2 separate regions of the Homo sapiens genome follow, and region 1 is linked to region 2. Evidence: chromatin contacts called from ENCODE Hi-C or POLR2A ChIA-PET data. All regions are on one chromosome and are shown on one strand. The core of a region is the stretch at or near the end of the contact, and the rest is flanking DNA. Distances in the headings are between cores, read along the strand shown. Region 1 has its middle 41 kb from the start of FOXD2. Region 2 has its middle 21 kb from the start of LINC01738.

Region 1 (3,774 bases), core at 1,144-3,643, 230 kb after region 2:
ACATGACAACTAAAACAAAATGTTCTAGAGGACATTATTTACAAAATTGGGAAAACTTGGAAACAGGCCATGTATTATATAATAGTATATAGCATGAAAGTTAAAATTTTAGGGCAACAATTATATTGTGGTTATAGAGGAGAATGTCCTTTTTTAAAGAGATGCATGCTGAAATTTGAGGGGTGAGGTCTGTTACTCACAAATGAAGAGAGAGAGGTGAGGAGGAAGGAGGGATGCAGGGAAGGAAAGAAGAGAGAGAGGAAATATGTTAATGATTGGTGGATCTAGATGAAGTGCATAGGAGTATTTGTTGTATGATTCTTATTGTTCTGTTCTTCTGATTTGTTCAACATGAAAGGTAGGGGAGGGTTATTTAGCTAGATTGAGAAAATAGGAGATGGCATCCCAAAGTCAGAGGTAGGAATGACTATAGGGTGGATGGGGGAAACAGTGGAGCCAGCCTGCATTGAGAGAGAAGGATGGGGATGGGGAGTCTCCTGAAGCCAGATCACACAGTGCTTTCAAATCCAGGAGGAAGATCAGCTCTGGTCCCACGGAGCAAAGGGCAAAAGAGGATGGAGGGGAGGTCTTAGGGCAATGCATGGGGCAGCAGTGTGGGTGGGATGATCCCGAGACAGAGAGAGAGAAAGAGATAGAGTGAGACAGAGAGACAGAAGCAGACAGAGAGCAATGAATAGAGATAGAGGCAGAGAGAGAGACTTGAAGCAAGGAGAAGCTGAAAGAGAAGAGGCCCGGCCAAAAGCTCTGGGACAAGATCGGCCAAGATGAGTCTGAGCTCATGCATCAGCAAGTCCTGGCAACAGATGGAGAGGCCAAGAGGTGAGGGGTGGTGAAGGTTCACAGGCTTGGACACCAGCTCACCCTATCCTGGCATTTTTGTGGCACACGCGCACCCAGTTTGGGTGCAGCTGGCGAGGCAGGAAGAGGGACTTTGGGTGGCAGTCCAGCCAGGACCAATCCCTACACCATCATCACTGCCTTGGTTTTCTTTGCCCATGTAAGGGTGACCATAGCCAGGCCCACCTTATGGATTGGTTGTTGCGAGCACTGGCAAGCTAGAGTCTGTGAAGTGAATGATAAATAGAAGAAACTCAAAAAGTGAGTAATAAATAAAAGCTGTTACACCATAACCCCTACTAACTCTCACCCACGAAATGGGGATTCACACATCTGCTGCTCTAGGTGTGGACGCAGCCGTGAATGAAGCAGACAAAAAGCCCTGCCCTCCAGAGAAACAGACAGTAAACAAAACACACAATTAAAAGATACAGTGTGAGATGGCAGGAAGTGCTGAGGAGAAGGACAAGGCAGCGGGGGAGAGGGGGTACCCAGGTGATGGGACCAGGCAAGGCGGGTTCCATGCAAAAACTGCTGTCCAAGAAAGGTTCACTGAAAAGGTGACATTTTGGCAGAAACTTTTTTTTTTTTTTGAGACGGAGTCTTGCTTAGTTGCCCAGGCTGGAGTGCAGTGGCACGATCTCGGCTCACTGCAAGCTCCACCTCCCAGGTGCACGCCATTCTCCTGCCTCAGCCTCCCGAGTAGCTGGGACTACAGGCGCCTGCCACCACGTCCGGCTAATTTTTTTTGGTTTTTTTTTAGTAGAGATGGGGTTTCACCATGTTAGCCAGGATGGTCTCGATCTCCTGACCTCGTGATTCACCCGCCTCGGCCTCCCAAAGTGCTGGGATTACACGCGTGAGCCACCACGCCCGGCCAGAGAAACATTTTACTAAGAGGTAAGGGAGGGAATCTACCAGATCTGGGAAGACCGTTCCAGGCAGAGAGAACAGTTTCGTGCAAAGTTTTTCAGGTGGGAGGAAAAACCCTGAGGCCCAAAGGGAGAGAGGAGGAGCAAGAGGAGGGGAGGGGAGCTGGGGGGTCTAAGCCAGGCTAACCAACATGTTCACCCATCCCTCTGGCTCCAAAATTGACAACAGACTGAAGGGAAGTGGGGCAGAATTTAGGAAGTTAACTTAATAATCCAGGAGTCAGATCCAGGAGATGATGGTGTCTGGGACCTGGAGGGTAGCGGTGGAGGCTGAGAAGTGGTTGGATGATGAATAATTGTTTGAGGGTAGAATCAGCAGGGTTTCCTGCCTGGTTATTGAGGAGTCTAGAGAAATGTGTATGAAGGTCTCAGTGCACATGCCACGGGCATAGACCTGACCCTCAAGTAGAGGCTCCATAAGTGGGCTGTTAGGCCCCACGCAGGACCGCGTGGAAAGCAGCTGACAAGGAACAGCATTGCACCAAAAGCCTCTATAGTGCAGCCAAGCAAGAAAGGGGTATCCCCAGAGCCTGTGAGCCCCTCCCCTACCACTCCCTGCCCGAATAGGACCGCAGAGGCCACAGGTTACGGAGAGGGAGCTCACACCCCGGCAAAGATTGATGCCTTTTAAACAGACCCAGAGTGAGAAGGACAGAGAAAGTCAATATTTGTCCGAGCAAGCCAAACAGGCCGGCTCGCCCAGGAATGTGAGGGAGGGAGGGAGGCCCAGTGCCCAGAGAACATTATTTCAACAGACAGATATTTGGAAACCGTCGCTGTCCTGGGGATGGGGGAAGGGGGCAGTTCACCCAGCCCTCATTCCTGCCCAGGGATGGATGGGACCAGGCCTGGCAGCAAGGGGGTGAGAAGGGAGGGGACAAAGGGACAGTGGGGAGGGAAAAAGCAGATCAGGGCAGAGGAGCTGGAAACTGAGGGTCAGAAAGGGGAAGGGATTACCCAGGACATACAGGTGAAATCCTCCAATGGTTTTTCACATCTTTCAATTCAACTGCAAACATTGTAGCCTGCTCTAGGCGGCTTTCCACCATCCAGACCCTGCCTACCTGTCTTGTCTCACCTCCCTGCACCCCCAGCGAATCTGAGCATTTTATGGTACCAAAGCACACCCAGTGCTCAGCTTGCTTTTGCATACACCATTCCTCCACTGGACACACCTTTTTTTAACTCTGATTCATTCTTCAAAACCTAGTTCAAGGTTCACCTGCACCAGCAGTCTTCTTGTTTGAGGTTAAGAGCTGGAGGCTCAAATCCAAAGAGGGCGGGACTTGCCAGTTACTGGCTGTAGAACTTTAGGCAAGTTCCTTGACCTTTGTAAGTCTTAGTTTTCTCATCTGCAAGATGGTGTGGGAGGCCGAATAATGCTCCCCACCCTCAAGATGTCCACATCCTCATCCTCAGAGTCTGTGAATATGTTACCTTACATGGTGAAAGGGACTTTGCAGATGTGATTAAATGAAGGATCTCAGATGGAGAGATTATCATGGATTATCAGGGTGGGCCCAGTGTAATCACAAGGGTCCCTATAAGAGGGAGGCAGGAAGGTCACAGTGAGACCAGGAGATGTGATGATAGAAGCAGAGATTGGAGAGATGCAGGGGCCACAAGCCAAGGAATGCAGGTGGCCCCTAGAAGTTAAACAAGGTAAGAAAATAGATTATTCCTCAGAGTCTCTAGAAGCAACAGCCCAGCTAACACCTTGACCTTAGTCCAGTGAAACTTGTTTTGGACTTCTGAACTCCAAACTGTAAGATGATAAATTTAGGTTGTTTAAAGCCGCTAAGTTTACAGTAATTTGTTACAGCAATAGGAAACTAATTCAGCTAAGTACCACATTCATACCTACCGCCAAGGTTCTTGTAAGTAAGAACTAAATAACTTTATATATAAAGTTATAGTACATATATATACTATATCTATATAGTTTATATATATTTAAAAGTGACTGTATATATACATATATATA
Region 2 (3,522 bases), core at 913-3,412:
GCCTGGCCCTGGTTCGTAATTCACCCCTCCCCCAACAGTCCTAAGAGGCGGGGTCCTCCCGGTTTTACAGATTCAGAACTGAGACCCAAAAATGTTCTGTAGTTTGTCTGAGACCTCACAGCCTGTTCTAGACTAGAATTTGAACCCGAGTCTGTCTGACTCCAAAGCCCTCTTCCTTAAACCTCGGTGAGAGCCAGACCCTAGCCTGGGAGCCGGGTGCACGTGAGGGGGGAAGCAGATCCAGTCTGGGTGCTGGCTCCGCTACTCGCCAGCGAGTGGCCTTGGGCCTGCTTCGGTTGCCCCATCTGTATAGTGGGAATAATAATTATTGCCCTGCTGGCCTTACAGGACTCCTGTAAAAAATCAAGGACGGGGTGGAAGCGAGTGGAAAACTACCGTGGTGTTCAAACGCTGTGACTGGGTGTCCCATGTGCTTTACAGCATACAAAGCGTACGGTATACAAAATGCATCCTCGTGTGGTCTCAGGTCACCCTCTCCGCAGCTAATCGATCCTCGCCTGCGCAATCATTGAGAGAGAGGAGTCAGATGCCGCGTCCAAGTCCAGCAGGACCGCGGGACACGGGTCAGCCCAGCAGCCGCCTGCGCCTCCGGCCACGAACGCAAGAGGGCGCCATGGGCCTGCAGCGAGCCCCGGCTGCCCGACCCGCAGAGCGCAACCTCTCTCGCGCTCCGCTTCGCCCCGCAGCTTCCAGGCTTCGCTCAGGGCCTGGAGGTGCGTGGGGTTCCAGGGGCGTCCGGGAGGGATGGCGGAGAGTTGTGCAGTCTGAACTTGAAATTTGAAGTCAGAAAAACCAGCTGCCTCTTACTGCTGTGTGACCTCTTGTGAGACGTTTGGCCTCTCTGAGCTTCATTTATAATTATAGGAATATAATTATCTGCCGCCACGCCAAGCCAGCCCGCCGCAGGCACCTAGGCCCATAAAAAGAGATGGCTAAGTCTGGCTCTCAGTGCAAACATTCACACGTTAGGATTCATGTAAAGCCCTTTCTCCTGCTCTCCCCGCCCCCACCCCCGTGTACTCAGCATCTGAAGCCCCTCCAGCGAGGTATGAATGGTCTCTGCATTCTCATTTTTTGGGCGCGCAGACTAAGGCTCAGGCTGCTCTTTCTGGGATCATGTGGCTCATCCGGACAGAGACTGGCTGGCCTTCCGGCACCAGCACCAGACTCCGACCCTTCCAGGTCCCGCGGCCTCGGCGCCAGCCGGCATGGCCTGGGAGAGCGGGCCTCGGCGGCGGGGTGCTGGAGAGTCGCTTCCAATCTTCCGCAGACACCGGGTTGCTCCGGAGGCCAAAACAGTCGGAGAAGCCTAGGGGCCAGAATGCTCAGCCCCACCCCGCCCGGTCCCCGCTGAAGGGCAGCGAAGGGCAGCGGGTGTTCGGCCCCCAGTTCTGGGCTCAGCCTCTGGCCCGACTGTAACCCGCCATCCCGAGATTGCCGGGCCGCAACGCGCGCCCGCGTGTGTGGTCGGGGCTCGGTGGCTCTGGGCACTGACGGCGCACCCCGATTCCCGGGTCTCGTGGGTGCTCCTGCGCGCTCTCCCCTAGCGGTCGGCTCGAGCTGCGCCAGCAGAGCCCCTCCACTGCGGTGGGACTGCCAGGGTCAGGCCGGGGGAGGGGCGGCCCCGCGGCCTAGCCCGCGCCCTCTGCCGCGGCTGTTTGCACACATGTAATTAGCGCTAATTATCCCGGGCTTTCAGCTCGCCAGCTCCCGGCTTGAGAGCCGCGCGCCCGGTGTGAGAGCGGCCCGGGAGCAGCTGCCCCTACGCGCGAGCCCTCTCCGCCCGGGCCGGGGACACTGCGGCTCCATCCGAGTCCCCGGGACCTTGCGTCGTGTATCTGTGTGTGCCCGAGTGCCTACACTAGTGCTGGCTCGCGAGCGTCTTTGTGTGTCCGCCGCTGTGTGTTTGAAGATGCCGCCGGGGAAGGTTCGCGGGAAGCCGACGCAGATGGGGAGAGGAGGGGGTCTCAGGATAGCGGTGGTGGGGATGAAATGGTTCTCAGCTGCTAAGGAAGGAAGCTCTAGCGCCCCACTCCCTCCAGTCTGCCGCGAGTCCTGCGTAAACAGGACCCCCCGGGGCCGAGAATCCCGGGATTGCTGCTGTAACCGCCCAGCCCAGGCGTTGTCAAGCCAAACAAGTTTCCCCGGCCCCTGAGCCGTTTCGTCCCTTCTAGAAGGCCCCCGGTGCTGCCACTGCCTGCTTGAACGGGCCACCAGCGCGCCTTCCTTCTACAGGTGGCAGGGCCAGGCTCTGAAAGGTTAGGGCGCTGGCCCCGGGAGCCGCAGCAGGCGGGGGGCGCCACCCCCAGAGCCGGATTCAGGCTCGCTAGAGCTCAGAGGGTCGGCTGGGGCCAGGGAGATCGCCTCCGACTCCCAGGTCCTCTTTTCTCTCTGATCTCAGAACCCCAGCCCTTGCCGACCCGGGTGCTGCGTACTCAGCCCGTTCCCGCCGCGTCCCTCCAGCCCTCTCCCAAGGGCCAGTTCACCCTCCTCCACTCGGAAAGGAACCAGAGAGCCAGGGGGAAGCAAGCTCAGCCCCAGGGGCCTTAGGCGGAGATGGGGGCGTCAGCCTAGGTCCCCGGAGCCGGGTTTCTCAGCACACCCTCCGCCCCTCGCCGCTAGAGCGGCCCCTGGCCTTCCCCTCCCTGGGCACGGCATCCCTTGTCCAGGCTCCTGGGCACGGCATCCCTTGTCCAGGCTCCTGGGCACGGCATCCCTTGTCCAGGCTCCTGGGCACGGCATCCCTTGTCCAGGCTCCTGGGCACGGCATCCCTTGTCCAGGCTCCTGGGCACGGCATCCCTTGTCCAGGCTGCTGGGCACGGCATCCCTTGTCCAGGCTCCTGGGCACAGTCTCTTCCGGCCTGTCTCTCTCTTCCTCTCTGACCTGCTTCCCCGTTTCCCCGGTGTCTCGCTGTGCCTTTGCCTCTGTCTCTGCCTCTCATTTTCTCTGCCTCTCTCTCATCGGATCTTTGCCCGCGAAGCTACCCCCATCCCCCGCCCCCGCAAAGGAACACACACGGGCAGAATCCGCCTTTGCAATAAAAAACGACAACTGGGAAACAGTGAATTAAAAAGCATTAACTTAAAAACAAGCCATGTGTCTGCAAATACGTTCCAAATGACAGCCCTTTGGGAGTAGGGGTGTGTCGGCCACATGTTCTGGAGCCTCAGACGCAAAATGTAGGGGGAGCTCAGTGACTCGCGGTGTACCCCTCCTGCTAGCCACCTGGGACAGCGGGATCTGGGGGGAAGGGAGTCTCCTCTCCACCCTGTCATGGACCCCTACCGGGTCCCCTGGACCCTTTTAGCGTTCTGGCATCTGCTGGTCCCGCCTACTCCCTCCCCACCCCCCCCCCCCCACAAACTTTCCCAACGCTGACCTCAACTCTCCTTTTGCGCCAGCCCTCCCCGTCCCCACCCCACTCACATCGATTCCACCTCCCCCCATCCCAAGTCTTCCACCCCACACCCCTTGTTGCACCAGAGGCCTGCCCTGACCC

Evidence for each region. A loop is a pair of places that touch in the nucleus more often than their neighbours do. ChIA-PET counts read pairs that join two places held with the same protein, here RNA polymerase II (POLR2A).
Region 1: a map of Caco-2 shows a loop between it and region 2 (12-fold over the local background). The contact joins two enhancer-like sites. A Hi-C loop is called at or near these places in 1 of 168 maps with a recorded cell type or tissue (Caco-2). POLR2A ChIA-PET finds 5 or more read pairs at or near these places in 2 of 52 experiments (A673 and CD4-positive, alpha-beta T cell).

What each region holds. Positions count from the first base shown.
Region 1 is chr1:47,476,955-47,480,728 of GRCh38, reverse strand. No RefSeq gene overlaps it. Among named protein-coding and RNA genes, the nearest start is that of FOXD2, 41 kb to the right of the region's middle. Within about 2 kb of position 2,393, at least 9 of the 41 ENCODE cell types and tissues checked have a DNase peak (open chromatin) inside an H3K27ac peak, as active enhancers do.
Region 2 is chr1:47,707,776-47,711,297 of GRCh38, reverse strand. No RefSeq gene overlaps it. Among named protein-coding and RNA genes, the nearest start is that of LINC01738, 21 kb to the right of the region's middle. RefSeq lists enhancers at 1-488, 2,275-3,241 and a silencer at 558-627. Within about 2 kb of position 2,162, at least 3 of the 41 ENCODE cell types and tissues checked have a DNase peak (open chromatin) inside an H3K27ac peak, as active enhancers do.